3 separate regions of the Mus musculus genome follow, and all the other regions are linked to region 1. Evidence: chromatin loops called from intact Hi-C (ENCODE). Cell type or tissue: gastrocnemius. All regions are shown on one strand. Links, peaks and the distances in the headings refer to the core of each region. The heading gives the core; the rest is flanking DNA. Region 1 holds the start of Gm51880 (a long non-coding RNA gene). Region 2 has its middle 16 kb from the start of Osbp2. Region 3 overlaps Tcn2 (transcobalamin 2).

Region 1 (5,000 bases), core at 1-5,000:
TACACTTTCTAGTTAGACCACACCTGTTCATGCCACCAGGCAATGCACCGGCTTTGTGCTGTGTAGATGGCAGCCCTGACCTTTGGGAGTGTATCACTAGCCCAGATAGACAAAGTGGATGCAGACGGCACCAGGGAAGGGCTGCAGCTCAAGTGTCACTCACTTCGGGCTACGGCCAAGTGTGACAGTCTGGTAGCTAATGACAACAATGCATGGGTCTGTCTGACTTGTTAATTATAAAGGCCCGAGTTCTTTTATGCTACAAGGAAGTCGTTAGTAATCAAGGCAGCTGGCCAGTCAGGAAAATGATGCTCACGTCACTGTAAGGGTGAGAAGGTCTTTCTGAGGCAGTGGCTTCCGCTTCCCAAAATGCCTGCTTCTATCCTGCTGGGCTCAGCTGAGGCCCTGAGATGCGAGCCCAGGTCAGAATGTCTGCTTCCTGCCACCCACGCTGGGAAAAGCCAACTAAGTTTCTGAGGACAGACCATCTCCACCTTTGATGCATCGCATCTATCTGAGCTCTGGTCGCCCCGAGCCTCTTTCAGGCAGCACTGATTTATGTGGGCCCCTCAGCAAGCCCCAGCCACCTGTGTGGGTCAGAGGGTCGTACCTAAAGCAATCCATTTGCCTCCCTACATATTGGCAGGCCTTCTGTGCTGCTTTGGGTCAGCAGCTCTTCCACTCAGCCACAGCCCCACCAAGTTCTCCCCAGCCACCAAGGCTAAGCCCTCGGGAGGCTGTGCCTGGGGCCCCCTTCTCTGAGAAGATCCGAAATCTTCCCAGCAAGATTTCTTACCTTCCCCGGGCCTGCCCAGAAGCCAGTTCCTCCGCTGGAAGCCAACACTGGGTCTTTTCTCAGCTCTCTGTACCCCCACTTCTACCTCCCTTACACACTGCGGGACTCAGGAAAAAAACTTGGCTCCTTTAAGCAAACCACCTTCCAGTGTAGATTTTATAGATATGGGTGTCATGTTTTGATAAGAACAAAACCAAATCCTTCTCCTTTAAAGTTACATGGATGAGTTGGGCCTAGTGCCATAGGCCTGCAATTCTGGCTACTTTGGGAGTGAAGTTCAAAGCTAGCCTGGGCAACATCACAAAACCTTGTCTCAAAATGTAAAGGGGGGAGGGGCTTGCCTAGTATGCATAAGGCACTAGGTACAATCCCCAGGGTCGGGGGATGGAGTGGCCGATGTATGCCTGAACCATGGGAAGCTTCCAGACAAGACTGGCTGTGACTTCCGGACAGGTAGTGTCTGTGTGATGAGTATACATAGGTCCCTCAGTTTATGTCTTAATTCTCCACAACAACTAAAGAAAAGGCTTGACAATCCCATCCCCAAGGTTCTACAGCCCCCTCACACCTGTTGCTTTCAAGTCAACGACAACTTCCTATGAGACGCTGCTCAAGGTCTTCTCTGCTAAGAGTGTTCCAGAATTATATCTGTTCCCAGCCCGTCCTGTGATTGATTTAATCACAACCCAGAAACCTTCAGTTCTCCAGCTGCAGATCCGTCCCCCTCTTGGCACACATGACTCCCAGCACTCAGGAGGCTGAGACAGGATTCCGAATCTGAAGCCAGCCTGGGTTATTACACACAGTAAGTCCCAGGCCAGCATGAGCTGCACAGCCTGTCCTTGTCTCAAAAGAAACTGAAGGGGCTGGAGATCTGGTTTATCAGCTAAGAGCACTGGCTGCTCTTCTAGAAGACCCCAGGTTCTAGTCCCAGCACCCACAGGGTGGCTTATAACCACCTGTAACTCCATTCCCAGGGGATCTGGTGCCCTCTTCTGGCCTCCGAAGATACTGCATACACATAGTGCACAGACATGGCGTCAAAACACCCACACACATAAAATAGGAATGAAAATAAATGGAGGGAGGGAGACACCACATTTCAGAAAGCCATTCCTCATGTACAAGGGGAGAAGTGTCATGTGTGCTAGCCACTTAGGACACAGACTGAAAGTTCCAAGAGTGGTGTTTACAAAGCCATGCCGACCCCACACTCCCCACCTTGGCACCATCCCCGACAGGAAGAAAGCTTTCCGAGCCTTACCTTTTTAGAGGATGTTCATCTTAGGGTGATAGGCTGGCAGATGTTCCTTAGGGTAGGCCCCCAGGGCCACCAGCCACCCCTGCCCCAGCCCTGCCCAGCTGCCTGCCTGCTCTCTCTAGTGGCAGAAGCTAGGCTGATGAGAACATTCTGACACTAGACTATGACATCAGAATAGGCCGTGATCTCAGAGCTGTGACAGGAATGCTAACAGGGTATAAGGCAGGAAAAAGAAAACCCTAGAACCGGACTAGCCCCCTAGAAGTAAAGTCCCAGACAAGAAGGTGGCTGGCCCTGTGCTCGGGTCTTATAGTTTTCCAGACATCCCCTCACCCTGTGAGACAGATCTGAAGATGATCTAAAAATGAGATCAAAAGCACTGAACAATGTTGCTATCCATTTAGAAGGAAGGCAAGTGCAGGAGCCATCCTCTAGCGCCCCCTTGTGTTAACTTAAGGGATAGTCTTATTTGCTCACCAGGTGGTTTGCCTGCAGACCAGGAGGATTGGGGCAGAGACCCCAAGAAGACCAGGTGTCACACTGCCCAGGACAGGATTAAGTGCAGGCTGATAAAAAGTTACCACTGTGCTAACACCCTACATGTCAAAAATGACACAGCCATGTCAACTCGACAGAATTCAATACCATGTCTGGTGAAAGCTAGTGTTTGAATTCTACATACACAACACACACAAAATACAATTTGCTAAAATGGGACACTGTGGGTGACTTAGTCCAGCCATCCTACGTGGGGAAGCTTGTTAAACTAGGGTTTGCTCTTGGTCCCATGCTGGTCTGTAACCCAATAAAGGAGCCCAAGCTGGTCTCTAATTCTCTATCTTCCTGCCTCCACTTCCCCAAGTGTGGTATAGGTGTGTGCCCCCATGACCAACTTAACAACCTAAAAATCAAACAAGCAAGGAAATGACACAGAATGACACGTTGCTGACACTTAAGGATTTTTTCCCTACAGCTCTATTGTGTAGTTTGCAAACAGAGATGGTCTATTCCTCCCGTTCTGATCGGGTGCCTTTGCCGCCCTTCCCCGCCCTTCCCCGCCCTTCCCTGCCCTTCCCTTGCTTACTTTGCTAGCTATGATCATCAGTGAGAGGCGAGAGTCTGGGCAAGAGTGGACAGCTCTGAGTTTTCTCTGCACATCTCCAAGAAGCACCCAGCATCCACAGTGTGAGGTGGGCTTTTGGAAGTTGCCCTTAATGCAATGGAGGTGATTCCTAATTTACCGAGCTTTCAACAGACATGGTATTGAGTCCTGATGAGTGAGCTAACAGGGTTGTGTCAAGTGCTCACTTAGACCCATCTTTAAATGCTGACATTACGTTGCACTCCTGGCACAAGTCTGTCTTGACCATGGTGAATTGTCCTATTTATATTTTTCTAGACTCTGACTGCTAATATTTTGAAGATTTTTAAAAACTATGTTCACAACAGACATTGAGCTGCAGTTCTCCTGTACCATTTGTCTGGTTTTGTATCAAGGCAACACCGTCTTTATACAATGGCCTGGGAATCTCTCCATGTTTTCTAGAAGACAATGTGTGTACATAGTATTGTTTATTTTACAAATGTTTTATAGAATTTACTAGTTAAGTTGCCTAGGCATAAGATAGCTGGACGAGTTCCCAGAGTTCATAAGCAATTTAATGTTTTTCTGAGACAGATTTCACCGTGTAGTCCATGCTTGCCCTGACTGTCCATCCTCCTGCCTCAGTCTCATGAGTGCTGGGATTATAGGCATGCACTACCATGCTTGGCCCTATAAAGACTTATTGGGGTCATTTTACCAAATATGCATCTGTTCTTGTTCTCTCTCTCTCTCTCTCTCTCTCTCTCTCTCTCTCTCTCTCTCTCTCTCTCTTTCCCTCCCTCCCTCCCTCCCTCCCTCTCTTCCTCTCAACTGGTATTTTCTAGCTCAATAAAATCCCTTTTCAGTCTTTTGGGCAAACTCCAGAGCTTTATACACTGCCTATCACTTTATTGCCAAACAGAGAGGATGAAAGGAAGGGAGGGAGGGAGAGAGGGAGGGAGGGAGGAAGGGAGGGAGGGAGGAAGGGAGGGAGGGAGGGGAAGGGAGGGAGGAATAGAGGGAGAGAGAGAAACACAATGGAAATTTGCTCACCTTTTAGGAGCATAGAACTTCCTACTATGGGGCAAAATTTCTGAAGTTTTGTACCCCTGCTGCCTACACTGACACAGCCTGTACACTTCCTGCTCCCTGGACCTGACCTGGACAGTCTCCCCCACAGTCTACAAGATTCTGGAAGGAAAAATTCCCTAAATTACCACCTGTTTGATGCTACCTCAAATTCTGGCCTTGTGGCTGCTTAATTTTCAAAGCAAGCACAGGGTCACGGGTGCTCTGTGTGACACAGTTTTGTTTATTCTTTTAGACAACCTTCAGATTTACAGGTGAGGAAACGTAGGAACAGTGGGATGTGAGCCTAGGCCTATGGTTACCCAAGGCTGCCCATGGTTAGGAGACAGCCAAGCAGGTGTGAGGATGCTAGACAACCAGGCAAGCAAACAGGAACCTCCCTGAAGCAGGAGCCAATGGAGCAACCACAGGGACAGGTGGAACAGGGAAAAAAGAGACAGCAACTTCCAAGGTCAGGTGCGGTGGTGCACACCTTTAATCCCAGCACTCAGGAGGCAGAGGCAGGCGGATCTCTGCACTCAAGGCCAGCCTGGTCTACACAGTGGGTTCCAGGCAGCCAGGACTACACACACGAAGACCCTGTATCAAATAAAGCAAAGCAAAGCAAAACAAAACAAAGAAAGGAGTCCACCAGCATCAAGGGGTACAATAAGGCGACTGCCATGGGCCAGTGCTAACACTGAAGTAACTAAATTGGAGCCACAGAGCCCACAGGTGGACTCATGCCAGATGGTTCAGTCTGGGGCGTGGCTGAAGATGCCAAGATGTGT
Region 2 (10,670 bases), core at 3,042-8,041, 74 kb after region 1:
TCCACTCTGAAAAACTAGAGGATATGCCCTGACAGGAGGCTTCCATGAAACCCTGCTTAATAAATGGTTTGATGTATTTGTAAATATGTCTGACTATACTAAATATTCTTTACCTTTAATTTATCTTTTTAGGATTTTTTTGTTTGTTTGTTTTTTGAGACAGGGTTTCTCTGTGTAGCCCTGGCTGTCCTGCAACTCACTCTGTAAACCAGGCTGGCCTTGAACTCAGAAATCCGCCTGCCTCTGCCTCCCAAGTGCTGGGATTAAAGGCGTGCGCCACCACTGCCTGGCTCTAATTTATCTTTTTAAACTCAAGTACAAATTAACTTTGAGTTCTGTATGTACAGATGTAAGTTTCTGATGTAATTTCTGAAGACAAAATAGAATTTTAAATAAATGGTTCAGAATATTTGTGTTTATTCCTGATTAAATACTCTTTACCTTCAAAGAAAGAGAGAGAGAGAGAGAGAGAGAGAACCCCCTTTAGCTTCCTTTAGCTTTCTGCCCTAACACGTAGCCTAGTAGCCACAGCCTTCGGTAGTTCTCCTTGCTGTGGCACGCTCAGAGTTTACATTTTTTTTTTCTGTATTTTCATTTCCATGTGTGAGGAAGGTCTCAAGGAAGATGGGAGACAAATATAGATCCTTGTCAAATGCCTTGATTTCTACTTTAAAAGGTGCAAATCTCAAAGTCAATGACTTGAAATCTGTGGGAAGATCATAAGCTCCTGAAAGTCTGTGATAATGTTTACATGATATACCAAGAGGCGTGTGATGTCCCCTACATAATACCCCTAAAGGCGTGCATATTAAAGCTTGCCTGACAATCTATGAAGACTTTGAACACCTTAGAACTGTTCTAGGTAGATGCATTGGAATGGGTGACATAGTGGTCTCAGAGTGGAGGGGAAGCGTTCCTGTGTTGCAGAACTATACACTTAAACTTCTGTGTATGTTGCACACACTACAGTGGCATGCCTTAAGCTACTTGACTAATGTGCTGATTGTTTTGTCACTGAGAGAAAATCACCCCGCAGGGACAGAATGAGAGAGGAAAGGTTCATTTGGCTCACAGTCCAGGGCAGTTTTGTTGATCGTGGTAGCATAGAGCAGAGCAGGTTGCAGCAGGAGGGGTGGGAACAGTGGCTGCTTATGTGGTGGTAGACCAGCAAGCAGAGAGCATTCAGAGCAAGGGGCTAGTCTAGAACCCTCAGAGGCCCATCTGCAAGGAAGCCTAGGGTGCCCAGCTCTCCCTGAAATTAAATAAATAAATAAATAAATAATCACTCTTAGTGTTAAGAAGTTCCTTAAGGGCTGGAGAGATGGCTCAGTGGTTAAGAGCACTGACTGCTCTTCCAGAGGTCCTGAGTTCAAATCCCAGCAACCACATGGTGGCTCACAACCATCCGTAATGAAATCTGACGCCCTCTTCTGGAGTGTCTGAAAACAGCTACAGTGTGCTTACATATAATAAAATAAATAAATCTTAAAACCAAAAAAAAAAAAAAAGAAGAAGTTCATTAAACCCATACGTGTAAGAACTTCTAACATTCATTTTCTTGTGAACAAGCAAAGATGACAGGCAATGGGGAAATTTGACTTTATAATTATCAGCTATAGGACTCAGTCTTGCTATCATGGCTGCCTCTACCAAAAGGTCTGTCAGACTGGTAGCCAGGCTAGTCATATGCCAACACCAAGCACCTTGAACACTCTACCAGTGTCCAGATCCAAAAGGTACAGCCTCTGGCCAGCCTCTGTGCTAATGTGCATGTGTGTATGTATGTATGCATGTGGGTGCATGTATATATGTGTGTGGATGTGTACATGTGTGTGCATGTGTGTGTTTGTATGTGTCATGTGTATGTGCATGTATATATGTGTGCATATGTGTATATGTGTGTGTGCATGTGTGCATGTGTATATATGTGTATGTATGTGTGCCTGTCTGTGTGTGTGTGGGGGGGGGGGGTGAGGCCCACTTGTAGCACCATTGCTGTCCTCGAACTCAGAAATCCACCTGCCTCTGCCTCCCGAGTGCTGGGATTAAAGGCGTGCACCACCACACCCAGCCCACCTGGAGAGATTTGAAGCACACAGGAGGGCTTGTGGGTAGAGCTCAGCTGCAGGTCCTGGATGGTGGGGCTCAAGGCCCTGAGCTTGATTTTCCACAGGCACTAAGTAACTCATCTTCTTCCATGACATTTTTTATTAGAAATTTGAGCCTCCATGGAGATTTATGTCAATGGGACCAAGCATTGTGGATGCTAAAGAGTAATTACAGTATAATTGTTCTCAATTTCCAGATGAAGATAAAGCTTTGAGGGGTAAAATTTTCCCCTACGAGTCAGATTCCTACTCAGAATCGTCCACACAGATTGCTGCAGAGCCCACACACATCAGATACACCAAGTTCCCTAACGCAGCAATAGGCAGTGCTTCCTGCAGCCAGCGGGTTGACAGGAGCAGATGGTACTCAGATGCTCTTTACAGCACCCAAAGCCTTTGGATGCAGGAGCCTGGACACCACCAGCCAAGGGTTTCACCTGCTTCACTTACTAGGGAATGCTCGTAAACTCCACAATAGCAAAGAGTTTGAATCTCTTTTGTCCACTGATGAATTTCAATCGCTACATCAATATCTGGTACATAATTTTAATTTGTCAATATTATTTTAAATTATCTGTATGTGTTTGTGTGTGGCTGTGCACACACAAATACAGTGTGCATGCAAATCAGAGGCACTGGATCCCCTGGAGCTAGAATTGTATGTGTTTGTGACCCACCAGACAGACATGGGGGCTGGGAACCAAACCCCAGTGCTCTGGAAGAGTAACAAGTGCTTTTGGCAACTGAACCATCTCTCCAGCCTCACTTGGTCATGGACGAGCATCCAGAAGACACCGCCTTAATGAAAATCTACTACATACAAGTCAGGGTTGTGTTAAAGAGTCTATTGGAGAACTGACCATAAGGCAGGCAGAATATAGCAGGGACTCTGAGAAACAGCACTAATAGAGCACAGATTTTGATTTCTGGAGAACCTTTGCTGTATTCCAGATGTAATTGTGAGGGGTCTTGTTGCCAGGGAAGGGCTCCATTCCCATCTTCTGTCTCCACATCTCATAAAGGGCCAAGCAAGGAATGCCCAGAGCAGGGTCTCAAGAACCCATCAAAGCACTGTGTGTTGTAAAAGATTGGTCTGCAGATCGAGGTGCAATGGGAGGTGCTGAAATCTTTAAAAGGTCAGGGAGGCCTTTGGGACCCTGAAGGCATGCCCCTAAAGCAGTTTGGTGACACTATTTCCATGTGTCCTCTTTCCCCCTGACCATGACCTGACTGGTGTTACTCTGCTGTGTGTGCCTGCCAAGATGTGTGGTGACTTCTCTGTTTCTATCTTTCCCGTCCTGGTGGCCTGACCCAGTACACTATGGCAGCCACTGGAAGAGACTGGGTCTTAGTGGCTGTAGTGTTTCTCTGTAGACACCAATGTTCTGCCCCTGCTACCCCACCCCCACCACATGCTCTCTTTCTCTCTCCCCCTACTTTCTAGTTAGCCTGGGCTAGCCTAGAACTTGCAATACAGCCTACACTGGCTTTCCCTCCAGTCTCTGCCTACTGAACGCTGGGATTAGAAGTGTCACCATCACACACCCCTGGTTGCTTTATAATGAAGACCTTTGAAGTCGACGGGTCATCATTTTCTGTGAATTTTGACACTTATCTTGACTAGATTTCTAAAGCCTTATGTTGTAAGTCAGTCTAGAGGTTCTGTCATTCAATCCAAGTACTCACGAAGCTGGCACAGAACTGCTTTGTGTTTGAAGCATTCCTGGGCTACCTAGAATGTTCTAGGCCAGCTGAGACATCAGTATGAGTCTCTCTCTCTCTCTCTCTCTCACACACACACACACACACACACACACACAGCCTCACACTGCATCCTCCCTTATTCTTAGCTCCTAGGAAGAAGAACCAAATGGGGTAAATGAAGATGTCTAAGCCAGCTAGTCTGCCATCCCGCCAGAGTAAAGAGCAGAGCTTAGATTTGTTGGCTATTCTCTGACCCTCTTGATAATCTTGATCCATCTGATTTGAGCTAGCTGGCTTCATTAGGACCTGATTTTTTGTCAGTTTGTCCAGGAAGAATTTTCTGCAAAATTAAAAAAGAAGCCTAGGTTTCTCTTGAGAGCCAGGCCTGGTGGCACCTGCTTTTAATCCAGGCGATCAGCAGACAGAGGCCAGCCTGGTCTACATAAGGAGATCCAGGATGGCCTATCTCAAACAATAAAGATAAAAAGCTGGGAAGGAAGGGTGCCCTCATGTCCCCGCTGTGATTCCACTCTACAGCCAGGTGTAGCTGCATCCACAGAGAAGTACAGAAGCAATGCACGAGTCCAGGCCACGAAAGGCAAGGCTGCTGCATGGGAAAGCCAGCGAGTGCACGCTTTCTCAGGGATCACATAGTGAGGAGGAGGTAGGGACCTCACAGCCCAGAGGACTGTCTCCTCAGCAACACTCTGGCTGTTAGAATCAGTCTCCGTGATGGAGATGGCCAGCAGCATTTCCTCTGCAGAGTGTCTACCAGGAGCTACCACTGGGCTTCAGAAGCCCTGTCAGCACCTGGCATCATACTGTCACGTGACTGAGCTTACCCTAGCTTAGTCATGTGACTGACCTCACCAACATCCCCCTCGGTAGACAGCTGGCATCATACTGTCACGTGACTGACCTCACCCTAGCTGTCATGTGACTGACCTCACCAACATAGACAGAGGCGAGCACATGAACGATCTATACACCTATGTTAAGCAACAATTTTCCCAGAGTATGGCTGTCCCTCCAAGGGGATGGAGATGGGCTGTGGCTGCCGGAAGCCTGAATTCTCTGTCCCCACAGTGAAACACTTTGCATAACCACCTAAAATTTTATGAGAGTGGAATGCTCATTTGACTCACAGAGACTGTCACAGAAATGCTCCCTGCGAGCAGGTAAGCTCAAGAATTCCTACCCAAAATCACCCTTTGAGTGGCAAAGTAAAACTCACCCCACAAAAGTTTGGGGCTTCTGCCTGTCCACCATGTCTGCTGGCCTGTGCCACAGCTCAGGCCCTGGGAAATAAAGGAAGCAAGACCAGCCTCTGAGTCTCTATGGTACATATAGGGATGACAAGGAGGGGAATGGTTGCTAGAAGGGCAGCAGATCCCCGACCACATTCTGCCCTGGCCAGGGGTCCTGTGCTCACAGGCCCGCTAACTTCCAAAGTCAACAGCTGGACCAGGCTCTGAACTGTTAAGCCATGTAACACTTTCTTGTCAACTAAGCGCTGGGCCAGGGGCTGGGCTGGAGTCCCATCCATATGTCACACGCCTAGCATACATGAAGCTTTATGTTTGATTCCTGGGACTGCATATGCTGGGTGTGGAGGCACACACTTGTAATCCTGTCACTCCGTAGGTGGAAGCAGGAAGAGCAAACATTCAAAAAGTTTGGCTACTTGAGAAGTCCGAGGCTATCTTGGGCCACATGAGACCTTGTCTCAAAAAGAAGGGCAGAAGGGGATGTGAGATGGCTCAGTCGGTAAAAGAGCTTGCTGCCAAGTCTGACAGAAGATCTGAATTTGATCCTCAAGACCCACGTGGTGGAAGGCGAGACCCTGCCCACTCCCCTCCACACCCACGCCATTTCATACACACATTAAATGATAAAAATGTACAAAAGGAGGGCTTGCCTAGGACATATCTTTCTACTATTCTTACTTGGGGATCAAAGGAACTAAGTGATTTGGCCCTACCACATTCCCAGACCCCTGCACACAGCAGCAATGGTTCCTCCTGCAGATACCCTCATAAGCATTTAAAAGGGTAAGTGTGTGCTGCCCCCTGGTGGTCATTACAGGATCGGTACTGAGCTAGATCCTGGGCCCTTAGGTCTGAAGTAGTCTAGCTTATGACCTCTTTTCTCAAGACATTCTGCATCTTTTACTGTGTGGAGTCCTCCTTACAGCTCTGAGGGACAGCAGAGCCAGTGACCTTATTCTTACTTTATAAGTGAGTGGTAGCATCAGGATGCATTCAGGAATCCACCCTTTTTCTGAGCTTGGCAAGTCAACCCCTGTCTTTAACCTCTTAACAGAAGCTAAATAGGAATGCACAAAACAGCAGAATGGTCTCTTCTGTGTCCCCAGTGCTGGGATTAAAGGCATGCACCACCACGCCCAGCTCCAGAGGGATGTTTCTTACTGGCTTGCTTCCCCTGGCTTGCTCAGCCTGCTCTCTTATAGAGCCCAAGACACAGTTGGATCTCATGAAGGCACTTCCCCAACTGAAGCTCCTTTCTCTGTGATAACTCCAGCCTATGTCAAGTTGACACACAAAACCAGCCAGTACAATAGGTATATGGGTGGGTAGATATATTTGAAGGTAGATAAACAGATGGATAGATGAGTGGGTGGATAGTTTATAGTTAGGTGGACTAGTGGATGGATGGACTGGTAAATGGATGAATGGATGGATAGATGGATAGATAGATGAATGGATAGATGGATGAATGGATAAATAGTGTCTTAGTCAGGGTTTCTATTCCTGCACAAACATCATGACCAAGAAGTGAGTTGGGGAGGAAAGGGTTTATTCAGCTTACACTTCCATACTGCTGTTCATCACCAAGGAAGTCAGGACTGGAACTCAAGCAGGTCAGGAAGCAGGAACTGATGCAGAAGCCATGGAGGGATGTTCTTTACTGGCTTGCTTCCCTTGGCTTGCTCAGCCTGCTCTCTTATAAACCCAAGACTACCAGCCCAGAGATGGTCCCACCCACAAGGGGACCTCCCCGCTTGATCACTAATTGAGAAAATGCCTTACAGCTGGATCTCGTGAAGGCATTTCCCCAACTGAAGCTCCTTTCTCTGTGATAACTCCAGCTTGTGTCAAGTTGACACAAAACTAGCCAGTACAGATGGTTGGATGGATGGATGACCAAGTCAGCTCAGTCAATGGGTTCTCCAGGGAGGGAATGAGGATTAGAAAGAAAAAGACAATTAGAAAACACTGTAGCATGACCCTAGCCAGTTCTAAGGCTGAGGCAGGTTTATTTTTTCCCAGTCTGCTTTTATACCACTTTAATTACATGCAAATTCTTGCCTAAAGCCTACTTCTTTGTTCTAGCCCAAAATCAGATTCCTGCCTGAGCTTACTTCCGTGTCCTGGCTGACAGGCTACAAATGGGCACTCCTCAAAAAGCAGCTCTGGCCAACCATGACTGAGAATAAACTCTGCTTGAAAGGAAGTTCAGGACAGGGGTGTGGGCTGGCAATCTCCTTTAGAGCTCTGTCTAGGTTTCCCACCTGTAAATAGGTGACAGCAGGCAAGTGTACAGGGAATGACAGGGGATAGAACAGCCTGCCTGTCATAGGAACTCAGTAAATGGAAGGTCCCTTCCTTTTGTCCCTGATCATGGAGAAATTCTGGAGAGGGAAGAAACAAGGCTGCTAGACATCTGACAAGTTTTTGTTTGTTTTGTCCCAAGACCTTTGAGTTAAGTGCATTTGAGAGCAGTGGTGGAGGGAACGAATGGATTTCTGGTAGGGCTTTAGGCATGGGGACATTCCACAGAGCTCCTGGTGATGATGCTCAGAACCCCTTTAACAGCTTCAGGGCAGTAATCAGGTCTCCCGTGCCCTGACTTCTAGACAAACACTTCCATCGCCTTAACCTAACATCTCCCATTCTCCCAGAATGGTTGATCTTAAGGTCGGGTCAACTGGCATGGTGTTACAACTGAGACTATGAAACCATGGAGACAAGATCAAGGGTGAGCTGTGCTCCTGGCTTTAACTCTCAGCCCTCCACCACCACCTCCATCTGCAGTGTTGAGCCAGGGAGCCAGGGAGCAAGCTTGAGAGATGGACATAAGCACAAGACAGCCTTAGGCTTGACCCGCACAGCTCCTAAATGTCTACATTGGACAGAATTGGACAGAATTTAGTCTCTGAGCTTCAGTTCTTGCCCATAAATGGGGACTCTATAGTCACCCATTTCATTGTTTTAAGTATTCAGGGGGGTCATGTTTGAAACAAGTGGAGCCTTGGTGCCTGTCACGAGAATGTTCAGTAAATGCTTTGTGTGGTTTACAGTGCTGAGGATAGAACCTAGGACCTATGCTTGCACATGTTAGTCAAGTACTCTCCCTCGAAGCTATGCCCCCAGTCCAGGATATGTTGTGTTTTTATCATTGAAAGGGGTTTCTAGGTTATACCTCACTTGATCTGAGTTCCATGTACACACATAATCATGGACTGTGGAATCTTTGAGCCCTTCTATTCTCCTATACAATACCTCTTCTGTCTTCTGTCCTTTTCTTCCTTTGGCTCTTCTTCCCTCCCAGTGCCCAGGCAGCCTCTCCTGAATATAATCCTTTCTTTATCCCACTTAAGTGCAGTAACCTCTGCAAAAGAAAAAGGAAAAATATCCAGATGACCAGAGGTGGCTTACCAAATGCCTCACTAGATTGACATCCCAAGTCCTGTCCCAGACTCCACTTCTGGGGTCTCCCCATCTTGGGTGTTCTTGCTGGTGAGTCTCCAGGGGCAGGCTTCAAGGTTTCCAAAGATTGTATTATTCTCAGTGTCTGTCTGTCTCCTCCTTTCCCCATCACTCAACACCAGCCCCTCCCCACCTCTCCATGAGTGGATCAAGATGTGAGCTCTCAGCTGTTCCTTCACTCTGCTGTCACAGGCTGTAAAGCTCTAAAGCTGTAAGCCAAACTAAGTGCTTTGTTTTATAAGTTGCCTTGGTTACAACATAAAGGTAACCAAGACTTTCTTGCTTTTGTGTATGTGTATACACACACGGACCACAGTATGCTTGTGGAGGTCAGAGAATATTTGTGGGAGTTGGTTCTCTCATTCCACCATGTGGGTCTCGGGGCTTTAAGTGCATGTAGTCACGCGGCAGACAGTACCTTAACCCACTGGGTCGTCTTGCTGACCCCATGCTGCTGACTTCCCATCCCTCTTGCTGACTTTTCTCTGTGATGCTGGCCTTCTCCAGGCCCTGGGTTGATTACTCCATTCATCTGCTCACCCCTCCTGAGGTCACCGATCATTTCTGCTTACATCCCTTTGACCCATTTCAGTGTCTCTGAATTCAGGAGTTGTGATTTTTTTAGAGGAGTCCTCCTGCCTTGCTCTTGGGTTTCCATGTTGTGGTTTGTGCTGTGGCTGATTTGGGTAGCTCTTCCGTCTTCATCAGGACATCTTAGGGAGCAGCTCGCTCTCAGGGGCTAAATCACCATCACCATTGGGGTGCGGGGCGGGGGGGGGGGGTGGATGACAAACTACTGCAGCAGCAGCAGCAAAGCACACAAGGTGCACGACTACATCACCAACGACCACAGACCAGAGCACACTAAAACAATAAAGGCTGCAGTGTGACCTCACCAATGAAAAGCAGCCAGGAAAGGGCGGACTCAAGGAATTCAGAGAAGCTAGGACAATGAAAGCAGAGGAGGAGCAGAGAAGAATGGTATGGAGAAGAGAAAGGGGTGACAAACTAGAAAATGAAAAAGAAAAAAGAAAGTGGTGGTGCACACAACTTTAATCCCACACTTAGGTCCCTGAAGACTGGAGACCGCTAGGAACACGAAGTCTGCTTCTTGTTGCTGATGTTGAACCTGTATTGGACAAGTATCCAAAACCAGCTAAAGCTGCCCTCACTTCAGAGCCACCCTCACTTTTGTGGCTTCTCTTCTTTGTGTACCAGACTTCCTCTTCTGGGTTTTTCCACCCTTCTGGGACTCTGCAGTCCTCTGGTCTCCACATGCATGTACAACATACCTATGTACCACCCGCAAGCATGTACACACACACACACACACATATACATACATAAAAAAAAATCCAGCCAACATTAGCAATCCTGTATCAGTAGTAACTTAAATGTAAATGGCTTCACAGCTCACCAATAACAGAACATGAGACTAGCTGATAAAACAGATCCCTTGTATTTGTCGCCTCCAAGAAACATATTTCACTAGCAATGACATCCAATTACGAGTCAATGAAGGATGGAAATCAATTGACTAAGCAAATGGAGCCTCCTGCGTCCCTGCAAAAGCTTACATAGCTACTTTTGCTTTTTTTCATGTTTATTTATGGTGTGTGTGTTTGCATACACCATGGTGCATAGATGGAAGTTGGAAGAAAGCTTTCAGGAGTCGGCTCTCTCTTTCCAGAGATTCATCAAGCTTGGCAGTGAGTGCCCCCCGCCCCCCGCTGTGACCCAGAAGAGATAAAGTTGATGGGGGAGGGGGGAGAAATCATTCAAGAACAATTGGTTAAGCTAGGTATGGTATGGAGGGAGAGGGATCAAACTGTTTCAAAGAATGGAGCAGAACAGATGGCAATGGTAATTAGATAACAATTATAAGGGTATATGTCACATACATCATATCCTTAATTTTATATAACAAACACTAAAGGGCACGAGAGATCAGGCACATCCTGATATGGTAACAATACAGACACCTATGGGGTACTCTTCTCAGCAGCCTATGGAGCCGTCTCTAAAACAGGTCACATTCTTGGTTGCAAGTTTAACAAATATAAAAACATTTATTTCATATTATCAAGTCAGTAAACCTAGATAGCAATAGCAACAGAAACCGCATGAA
Region 3 (10,670 bases), core at 3,213-8,212, 110 kb after region 1:
AGGGAGTCGCTGAGCCTGGTCCTGATTCCTCGGACAGGAGAGGGCAACACTTCAGGTGCTAGACTCTGAGCCAGCCGATAATTCTGGTCAGGGAAGAAGGTCGTGGCTGCTAAGATGCCGGACTGGCTGGTGTCCACCCAGGCCTCGTAAGCCCTGGGCACCTCCCGCACCAGGGGAGGCCTTCTCTCTTCTCCGCGCCCTAAGCTCACGCGATGCTTTCACACCGAATCCGTTTGTCTTTTTCCATCTTTGGTCCCCAGACTGTCAGGATGAGGTCACTGACTGACCCCGACCGCCTGCGTGTTTGGTGCTCAGGCCCGGACCAGGTCTGGCAGGGTCGATAATATTCCGAGCGTGGGAACGGAGGTTGCAGCCGTCGCTCCCCTCCCCCAGCCCCCTTTAGCCTTTTACTGGACCGGGAATAGACGCCGATAGGCCGGCGGACGCGGAATCGCGAGCTCGGACTGGCTGCAGCCTCTCAGGATGCTCTGGCTGTTCTGGCTGCCGCTCGGCTCCCGCGGTGGATCTGGCAGCTTCGGGCGCCGGGCTCTAGTCCCTCCCGAGTCCCGCGCGGCTCAGCGCTTCCCGGCCCTGCCCTCTCCGCCGCTACCGAAGCTGCGCTCCACCCGGAAAGTTGGGCTCAGCCCGGGCCCCGCCCACGAGTACCAGCCCCGGAGCCCGGCGGACGTCTAGCCCCTCCCACAGCCTTTGCGCCTCCCGACTTGGCTTGCGCAGCTGCGGCCGCGAATCCCTTAGTGGAGAGTGTGGGTTGTACCAGCCACCAACCGGAATCCGGATTGTCTCCAGCGCCAAGTAGAGCCTTCCTTAAAAAGACCAGTATCCAGTGCTGGAAACCCTGGGCACTCTGCAGAGCCGTCCCCAAGCTGTCTGCCATCGTCGAGAAGCAGGGCGTTGAAGTGAGACATACCACATCACCTGATCCCAGACCACAAAGGTCTCCTTGAGATCTTGGAATTCAACGGAGCTAGACCACGTGGTCCCTTAAGGCTGCCTCATCTTGTTCCCCCTCCATTCCACTCCAGATCTTTTCTCCCCCTCTCAAACCAGGGCGGCGCCCCCTCTGGGGCAGCAGAAGGGGAAATGAATCACCAAAGCTAACCACAGCTCCGGGAAGCAGGGTACAGCGGGCCGGCATCCATCCCGAGCTAGCCGACTTTATGTGCTGCTCCCTAGGCATTCCGAGGTGACTCACAGCTGGGTTTCATGAGGCCCACGGAGCAGAATCCTGGATGGTTCCCGGGTTTCCCACCTGAATTCAGGTTAGGGTAAGCAGCTGAAACCCAGGGACCTGTTCCCAGCCCAACGCGTGAGCAAGAATCAAGGTCCATCCTGGACTCTTTCCGGTAATTGGATTTCTGGGGAAGCTCCCGCTCACCTGCACAGGCCTCACCCGGCTCTGTTGTCAAACAAGTCCTGGATGACAACCTGCCTAGAGAAACAAGATCGCAAAGCGCAACTGTGTAGCCCGGCCCGCAGCGCCCTCTGGTGGTCGTGACTCCGCACTGTTGCAAGCGTTCCTAATCCCTTCCCAAAGAAATTCAGGTGAAAATAAGCCAGTCCCACCTGAGACCTAAATCAGATCTCTGTCCCAGATGAACCAGGAATCTACACTGTCACACTTGCCTCCGATGAGTCTGATACCCGCGGGAACCCGTAGATCTCTGCTGAGTAACCCAAGTTGAAGGGCAGAGAGTGTAGGTAGGAGACTTCCAGGGAAAGGATCAAAATCTGGGGCATTTAGATAGTTTTTCCAAGAAGAGTTATGGGAGGGAAACTGAATGAGCCTCTCCCCTCCCCCCTCCAACACACACACACACACACACACACACACACACACACACATTTTTTAAGAAGAGGAATCTGGGCTTTCAGTGAACTATATTCCTCTGGGATTTTTAATCCATTATCCACTAAGCTTCTTTGAATTAAAAAGCATTTCTTCCTATTTAAATTTTTTGTTTATTATTAGTGGTGTGAATGTCTGTATGGGAATGCTGAGATTACAAGCAGGTGCCTCTGCCCACTTCTGTGCCCATTTTAAAAAGATTTATGTGCATTGGTGTTTAGCCTGTCTGTCTATCTGTAACTATGCATGGATGTCTGTGAGGGCATCAGATCCCCTGAAACTGGAGTTACAGACAGTTGTGAGCTGCCATGTGAGTGCTGGGAATTAACCTGGATTTTGTGGAAGAGCAGCCAGTTCTCCTACTGCTGAGCCATCTCTCCAGCTCCTTGAACAATTTTTTTGTTAGATATTTTATATGGATGAGTGATTTGCCTGCATGTGAGTGTGCGCACCATGTGCATGGCCGGTGCCTGCAGAGCCAAAAGGGCATCAGATCTCCTGCATCTGAAGTTACTAGTGGCTGTGAACTACTATGTGGGTGCTAAAGACCAAATTTAGGTCCTCTGCAAGGGCAGTAAGTGCTTTAAAAAAAAAAAAAAGACTTATTTTATGTATATGCATACACCACTGTAGCTATCTTCAGAAACATCAGAAGAAGACATCGGATCCCATTACAGATGGTTGTGAGCCACCATGTGGTTACTGGGAATTGAACTCAAGAGCAGTCAGTGCTCTTAACTGCTGAGCCATCTCTCCAGCCCAGTAAATGCTTTTAACCACTGAGCATCTCTCTAGCCTCAGAAACCCATTTTAACCTGTCTCAACATCAGACTGTATTTTACTGTGGATCCAGAGCCAGGAGGCCCGGATTCAAGGAGGATATCACTGGGGTAGAGGGCTCATTCACGTTCCTTAGGGTCTACTCAAGATCTCAGAGCAGCCTATGCCTCCCACAGCACCCCTCAAATTTGAGCCCTACTGTATGAGGGGCCCACCTCCCTGCGAAGCCAGGGGTGCAGGAAACACTTCTGAGGGAGGCTGGGAAGCAAAAAAAGAACCTCTCCCTAGTGACTGTGCTGCAGAGAGAGGTATGGTCTGTTTTTCTTCGGGCTTCAAGCCTGACTGGGTCATTTCTATATTTGGGCTCAAGTGTCCTGTATGTGACCTATGAGGAGACCACAGTGACAAACACACTATAGACCAGAGCACCACCCCACAGCTCTGAGTCAGAAACCAGGCTGGAGAAGAGCTGCTGACATAGGTGACACAGCCTGAAGCCCCATCTTAAGAAAGAGATAAAGATCCAGGCTGGCCTCAAATCCCTTCTGCAGAAAAGGATAGCCCTAAACTTCTCATGTTTCTGCCTCTGCTTCCCAAGCACGAGGATTACAGGTGTGTGCCACCAAGCCTAACTTTATTTTTTTTTAGGATTTATTTTATATATATGAATATACTGTCACTGTCTTCAGCCACACCAGAAGAAGGCATCGGATCCAACTACAGATGGTTGTGAGCCACCATATGTTTGCTGGGAATTGAACTCAGGTCCTCTGGAAGAGCAGTGAGTGCTCTTAACCACTGAGCCATCTCTCCAGCCCAAGCCTGACTTTATATGGTGCTAAACTCAGGGCTTTGTGCATGCTAGGCAGGTACTGTTACAATGGAACAACATCCCTAGTCCATCAAATAGTGTTTAGTTCTTGCTTTGTGCATCTGGGAACACAACCCAAGGCTTTGTGCATACCAGGCAAGTGTTCTGCTACTCAGTACAGCCTCAGTCCCCAGCAAATCTCTCTTGGTCCATCAGGATCAGCAGCCATATCTGTGTCATGTCTCCTGCCTGACATCACTTCCTATAGCAGCACTGTTCATCTTGAGACCTTGGATGAATCCCTGTTTTCCCCATATTTATAGCGAGAGATGCAAATGCTCACGCCCCACAGGGCTGTTTCACACACTGTTTAAGAAAGATGGAGTCAACTCTGTTTATGCCAACTGTCCATGTGATACACAGGAGAGTAACCACAAGTAACTCCCCAGAGATCTCTGCTCCCCCTCCCCCCATGCATGAACACGAGGCACCAGGACTCTACGTCCATGTCAGGTAAATCAAGGCTTTAATTGTATTGGATGGCCCTGCCGATGACCAAAGGCTGCCTTATGACCACTGGGACCACCACTCTCATAACAGAGAGCAGGGGTTGGGTGTGCAGGTCAGAGCCACAGCAGGCCATGGAGGTCCTTCTTGTGGGACCCTGGTCCCAGAGCAGTGGTACTCACAACACCCATAGCCAGCAGACTTCTTTATGTAGAGGAAGTCAAGAGCAGCCTGTTCCTCAGGCTATGGGGCAGTCTTCATGAAAGACCTGTGGGATCAGGCAGGGCCAAACTCAAACTAGCAGCCTCCCTAGGGGAGGTTTTTTTTCCCTTCCTGCTCCCAGGTGGGGAGTGGCTTAGATCCTCTTTGGGAAGGTAGCTGAGGTGATCTGGGGGGCATTGTTCCAAGTGCACTTGAGGTGGCAGCAGGGTGTGAAGACATCAGGAGGGATCGTAGGACTACCATCTAACTAGCCGCAGCTCAATGGTTTCCCCGTCCTGGGGTTTGTAGTCAGCAATGCCTGCAGAAAACAACGAAGTAAAGGGGGTTAGCAAGGCAATATCCCACCCTGACCACATCATGTGACCATCACCCTGAAGTCACATCTATGAGACCCACTCAGGGTTTGGTGGTGGGAGCTGTCCGGAGCCAGCCAGAGAGTCAGAACGAGGCTTGGTAGGCTCCCTCAGGTCACAGGCTCATACAGCAGAGAGGGCGACCCCAGTGGGTTGACATGGGACTAACGGCTGTATAACAGGGATGGGAACCAGGGCAGTACCTGCTTGGCAGGGTCAACATCTTCAAAATGGAGTTGTCAGGCAAAGGGACTGTTCCAGAGGGTGTCACAAATGAGTGTCCCAGAAGCAACCTTTCAGTTCAGGAGAATACCTGGCTTCAAGTCCCACATTCTCATTAGAGAAAGATAATAAAGCCAGGCTGGGTCTGGTTAGTGGACGATCCACTGCCTGACAGGCCTAAGACCCTAGTTCATTCTTAGCTCCAGATTTATTATTTCCAGATTAATAATTAATAATTTATAATAACTAGCAACAATTTAGAGGAACTAGAGAGGTTCCTTAAGAAGCCAGGGGACAGGTTCCATTTGCTGACTCATTTTCGCACGCCTTTAATCCCAGCACTTGGGAGGCAGAGGCAGGCAGATTTCTGAGTTCGAGACCAGCCTGGTCTACAGAGTGAGTTCCAGGACAGCCAGGACTACACAGAGAAACCCTGTCTCAAAAAACAAACAAACAAGAAAAAAAGAAGAAGAAGTGGAGTCTTGAGGGCCAGGATGGTGGGGACACACTAGAAATCACAGAAGGCCGAGACATGAGGATTGTGAGTTCAAGGCCAACCTAGGCTACATGCTCAAAAAAATTAACTTAATTAAAAATAAGCAAAGAAATAAAAGCATGTGAATATGTCACTGGTGACTCTACATTGGGATTTTACATTCTGTAATGATCATTTTTGAGATATTGTGGGCCAAATAAGATATATCATATAATATTAGTTTCACCTACTAGGAAACATTTACCCACCTACCTCACATTTTACATCTGTTGGATAGTGTTGACAGAATATTATTCCATTTTTAAATGAAAACAAGCATTGTATATATTTCTTGTAGTTATAAGAAAATGTATCAAAAATGAAAAAGACTTGAGCTTCGGAGAGATGGCTCTCTGGTTAGCACTGGCTCTCTTCCAGAGGACCTGGGTACCACATGGTGGCTCACAACCATCTGTAATGTGGTCTGGTGCCCTCTTCTGGCATGCAGGTGTACATGCAGGTAGAGCATTCACTGACAATAAATAATAAATCTAAAATAATAATAATAAAGTTCTTTTAGAACTTAATTTCTGGGTAGTGAAATGCAAGCTTTCATTCTTTCCTGTGTCTTGGACTCTCCACAACAACTTCCATAAAAACTCTAAGAATTTCAGTTAAATATTTTGGACCCAACTTTGAGCATGTGTGGTTTTCTGATGCTGTAGCCCAGGAAGGTTCGAGGGAAAGGCTGGGCTGGGTTCATGCAGCCTTGCTGCTGGGTCAGGACTCGGGTAGCAGGGTATCCAGGACAACGGGCTACAGACTCACCTTGCAGCAGGGGTGTGTCAGGGGCTCGGAGGAGCTGCCAATATTCTCGGTCCCCAGCATCTTTCCCTAGTACAGATGTCAGGTAGGGGCCTGACAAGGAGGCCTGGGTCCCATACCTAGAAAATAGAAAACTAGCTGCTGCTCTCAAGGAGGAGGCTACTGTGTTGATTTAGACAAAGAGAAAGACATTCATCCCTTTACCCCTTCAGAAGAGTGGATCAAGGCCCCCGGCAAATACTAAAACCCAGAAATGTGCAAGTCTGTCCTATGAACTGGTGGAGTATTCACACAAGCTCCTGTGTGCGTCTTCCTGCGTGCCTTACTTATGTCACAACGTTATTTACAATATCGAACACAAGTAAACGCTGTGGTGGTGGTTTTTTCAATATAGTGGCAAGCAAAGGTCTATGTGTTCAGCCCAGATTAATACAATTTAGTTGAATTCGCAATTTGTAAAAAATGCAGATTTGGTAGAAATGGATTGTTTAGGGGATGTCACAGAACAGCCCTTTTCATTTTTTAACGTGTGTGTGTGTGTGTGTGTGTGTGTGTGTGTGTGTGTGTGTGTGTGCACGTGCACACATGCAAGTAGGTCAGAAGAGGGCCTTGGATGCCCTGGATCTGGAGTTACAGGCAGTGTTGAACCCTGCTAGTGGAGGCTGGGAACTGTGCTTGGGTTCTGTAAGAACAACGCAGTCCACCAGCCCTTTTTTTTTTTTTTTTTTTTTTTTTTCTTAAAGACAGGGGTTGTCTGTGTAGCCATGGCTGTCCTGAAACTTTTTCTGTAGACAAGGCTGTCCTTGAACTCAAGACATCTGCCTGCCTCTCCCTTCTGAGTACTGGGATTAAAGGTGTGTGCCACCACTGCTCAACCATGAACAATCCTTTTCAATGGTTGTCCCTTTACTCTGAGGCTCTCCACGGCTGCTCTGGGCCACTTCTCTCCACATCTGTCTGTCTGCTGTGAAATCTGGTGCCTCCCATGTAGTCTCCCTGTCTGGCCCTTGAACTCATCTCAGGCAGCTCCACTCTAACAGAACTCAGAGCTTCTCAGACTGACACCCACCTCTTACAGGTCCTCAAAGACCTGACTAAAAAGCCTGAAATTCTATCTTTTCTCCATTTTGATTCAGTATCCAAACAGATACTGAGAGGGGGAAAGAGAAGAGGAGGAGGAGATGAAGGAGAAGAAGGGAGGGAGGGAGGGAGGGAGGGAGGGAGGGAGGGAGGGAGGGAAGGACTTTACGATGAGTAAATACATTAGTGCCGCCAAGTGACATTATGGAAGTGACTTAGGACCCGCCTGGTGCTATTTCAGGACTGAAAGTTCAAGGCCAGCCTGGGAACAGAGTAAGACACTTGATGATTAATCTTGATTATCAGCTTACTGGGATTTTGAGTCAGCATGCAAACAGATTTCTGGGTATGTCTGAGGAGGAGGATTTCTAGATTAGCTTAACTGAAGGAAGGAAGACCCAAGTCTGGGTGACCCCGGCACATGGCCTGGGCCATTCGCTGAGCGGGAAGGAGAGCAACTGTCAACAGTGGCTCCCATCACTGAGTTTTCCCAACTGTGACCACGACACCTTGTCCCACCTCGACGAACTGTCTCACCCAGAACTGGGAGCCTAAACCAGCTTCTCTCTGCACTTTGCCTCCATAAGGTCTTTTGTCACAGCAATTAGACATGTGACTAATGCAGACCTTGTTTGCAAATGAAAAGTTAAAATCTGAACGATCGATAGTAGAGCTCCTGCTTAGCCTGGCTCTAGATTGCATCCTCCACCGGGAGGGGGGGTATATGTCACTTAACCTGGGAAGTGGGGCGTTTTTGTTCCTTAAAGACAGTGGCCTTTGATCCCAGCACTTGGGAGGCAGAGGCAGGCAGAGCTCTCTGAGCTTTTGAGGCCAGCCTGGTCTACAGAGTGAGTTCCAGGGCAGCCAGAGCTACACAAAGAAACCCTGTCTCTGAAAAACAAACAAAAAGGACAGTGGTGTTTACACAGCTGTGTTCTAAGAGTTCTTGGCCCAAATGACCAAACAGTCCTTAGGTGGCTTTCCCTGGAACTCTTGTTGGGAACAGAAAGCAGAGATTTCTCAAGATAAGGCAAGAATCCAGGGGAGAGAGCAGGCTGGTAGGGATACTCAGCTGCTTCGAGCCAGAGTTAACCCTGGGGAGGCAGATCCATCTCCATGGTTGGCCAGGGGCCAGCAAGGAGCAGCAACTAAGTTTCGCCTATTCTCGCGCTTGTCAAATCTCAAGGGACAAGTGTCTACCTTCTCAGAGTTATTAATGGCGAGATGTTATCAAGGTTATTTGATACAATTAATCTTCCTGGCGCTCTCACTGCATACCAAGCTTTAAACCTACACAAAACATGCCCAGCGGTGAGCTTAGGCTCCCCCTAGTGGCCCTGTGAAGAGGAGCAACATCTCGTCCCTCAACTCACTAGCCTGGGGTTGTAGGGAGTGGATGAAGAGTGAGGAACTGGAGTCCCAAGTCTGGGTCCCTTGATGACAGTGGTGGTCCATAGCTCCCAGCACAGGCCAAACACCACAGGCCCAAAACACAGGCCAGAAAGGAGTGGAGAAGGTAGACATAGAAATTAAACCAGAACTTCTCCCAAGAAACTCCTCTGTTCCTCACCCTTCCCATGATACCATTTCAAGCACGGAGGCCTGAGGGAAGTGAGAGCTAGGATGAGGAACGGGAAGCCTCACGTGAATCCTCCGCCATCTTGTGCCAACTTCAGGACATCTTCCAAGGAAGATCCAGCAAAGACAAAAAATGTCTGTTCGTATGGTGACAGGGCACTGGCGACCTTCAGCGTGACGCTGATGACTTCTGAGATGTGGACAGGGTCCTCAACAGCTGGCACCAACATGACTATGCCAGGAAGAAAGGAAGAAGCAGCTGTCATGAGGACCGGGAGCCTGGATCTGAGTCCTCCCTTCTTCCTACAGACACCTTGCCCGAGTGGCCTACGGCCTTCCCTCGAAATAGCTCAGTCAACAGCATGAACAGCTGCTGGGCTGAAACCCGGGTCTCATCTCAGCCTCCACATCCTTCTGCAGCCCAGGCCTGAGCTCCTTGCTGGGTCTCTGCTTCTTGCCTCTCTCCTATCTGACACACCGCACCTCAGAGGACCCTGTCTGCATCTGTTCAAGTCACGTCCTGGTCACCCCTGACAGACACATCTTCTTTCTCTGCATTTATCTACTACACCTGTTCATTCTCCCAGACCCACTTTCTCCCATGATGCCCCTGTGTTACAGGGCCCCGCGCCTCTGCTTTGGCCTTCTCTGCTCCTTTGCCCTCTCCTCCCATTTCCTGACAAGTCCTTGGGTACCAACATTAACCAAATGTGTCTCTCCACTCATTGAGTCATTAACTCATCTGTGATGATCTCGCTTTTCAACCTGATGGCATCTAGAATCGACTAAAATGCAAGTCTCTGGGTATTCATGAGATGGGTTTTCTCAATCAGATTCTTCAAAATGGGGACGACCCTCTGTAAATGTGGGCAGCACCTTCCGGTGGCAGATCAGGCAAAAGGACTCGGAAGAAGGAACCTGCTTTTTGCCGCTTGCCCTCACTCTCACTATCTACTTTATCTGACCTCTTACAGCATCCCTTTGCTGATATTAAACCAACTTCCTCACACTTCCAATGTAGATAGAAGGCTAACAGCTCTTCAGAATCCATCAGGCCTCCTGCATCGCCACACTGGGACTGCGGAGACATCCAGCTTTCCAGACTGAGACAGAGTGAGAGAGCCACTGTTGAACTATCTGTACCATATAGTGTATGCCAATCCAATAAACCATCCTATCAATGCTGCTGCTTTAGAGGACCATGACTAATACACTCCTCCATTCCCTCGCCCAAACATTTCCACGGTGGGTATCACGCAGTGGGTACCGCCCAGAGCACTTGTTTGGTGTCTGTGCCCACACCATGAGTATCAGAAGGCTGTGGCCTCGTTTTAGCTGCTGTGTTCTGTGCATGCTCATGTCGCCTCAGCCAAGCATCACTGACTGGTCACCCATCACTGGGACCCACAGAGAGTAGCTTATCACTTAGGAGACAGAAAGGGCTCTGCTACCCCTGGATGCCTGGCAGTCTGGGAAGATAAGATCCAAGTAGGTCTTGTGGTTCAGGATGGGTAGCAGCTGGGAAATCATCAGAGGATTTTGGAAGGCCCCATCCTGTAGGCTGAGCAGCAGGGATGTCCCTGCCTTGATGCACGCTGTGCCCAGCCCTACCCCGGATGCAGGAGATGTCATGAGCATCTGTGAGGAAGAGAAGGTCAGAGGTTAGCCCCTGGGAAGGAACCAGGCTCTCCAGCTTCTAACCAGCCCTCCCTCCATTGACCCGCTAAGCAGTCATGGCTCCAGAGTCTCTCTCTTACCTGTAGTGCCAGTGGGGTGCTATAGATATTCCCAAAGTAGCCCTCAGGGGCCTGGGACTTCAGGATTTTCTCTCGCACTGTCTCGATAGCCATGGTGATTCGTGGTCTCAGATCAGAGTTGAAATTGAATCGCTCCAAACAGGTGAGGGCCAAGCCGGCCATGGCTTCTGTGTCTAGGGGGATAACATCTAGT

Evidence for each region. Peaks named below come from ENCODE experiments on the same cell type or tissue, not always from the same donor. Only the 100,000 strongest peaks of a DNase experiment are listed, where the experiment ranks them.
Region 2: it touches region 1 in a loop (3-fold over the local background); 15 of 42 quality-filtered maps call a loop at or near these places.
Region 3: it touches region 1 in a loop (2.1-fold over the local background); 7 of 42 quality-filtered maps call a loop at or near these places.

The regions. Positions count from the first base shown.
Region 1 is chr11:3,803,053-3,808,052 of GRCm38, forward strand. All of the region lies in intron 2 of Osbp2 (oxysterol binding protein 2), which reads right to left. It overlaps Gm51880 (a long non-coding RNA gene), which reads left to right and starts at 1,172. Exons shown (of 3, transcript XR_003949627.1): 1 at 1,172-1,249; 2 at 3,150-3,247; 3 at 4,202-4,311. In gastrocnemius, for the core only: a CTCF peak has its summit at 2,500 (motif pointing left); a DNase peak (open chromatin) is centred at 2,504.
Region 2 is chr11:3,874,165-3,884,834 of GRCm38, forward strand. It overlaps the pseudogene Gm11952. Among named protein-coding and RNA genes, the nearest start is that of Osbp2, 16 kb to the left of the region's middle. In gastrocnemius, for the core only: a CTCF peak has its summit at 5,884 (motif pointing left); a DNase peak (open chromatin) is centred at 5,875.
Region 3 is chr11:3,913,225-3,923,894 of GRCm38, forward strand. Tcn2 (transcobalamin 2) reads right to left here. Exons shown (of 10, transcript NM_015749.3): 6 at 10,478-10,650; 7 at 10,172-10,358; 8 at 8,787-8,952; 9 at 6,066-6,181; 10 at 3,856-4,485. The coding sequence ends at 4,424. Slc35e4 (solute carrier family 35, member E4) reads right to left here and starts at 1,440. Exons shown (of 2, transcript NM_153142.3): 1 at 1-1,440. In gastrocnemius, for the core only: a CTCF peak has its summit at 5,725 (motif pointing left); a DNase peak (open chromatin) is centred at 5,688.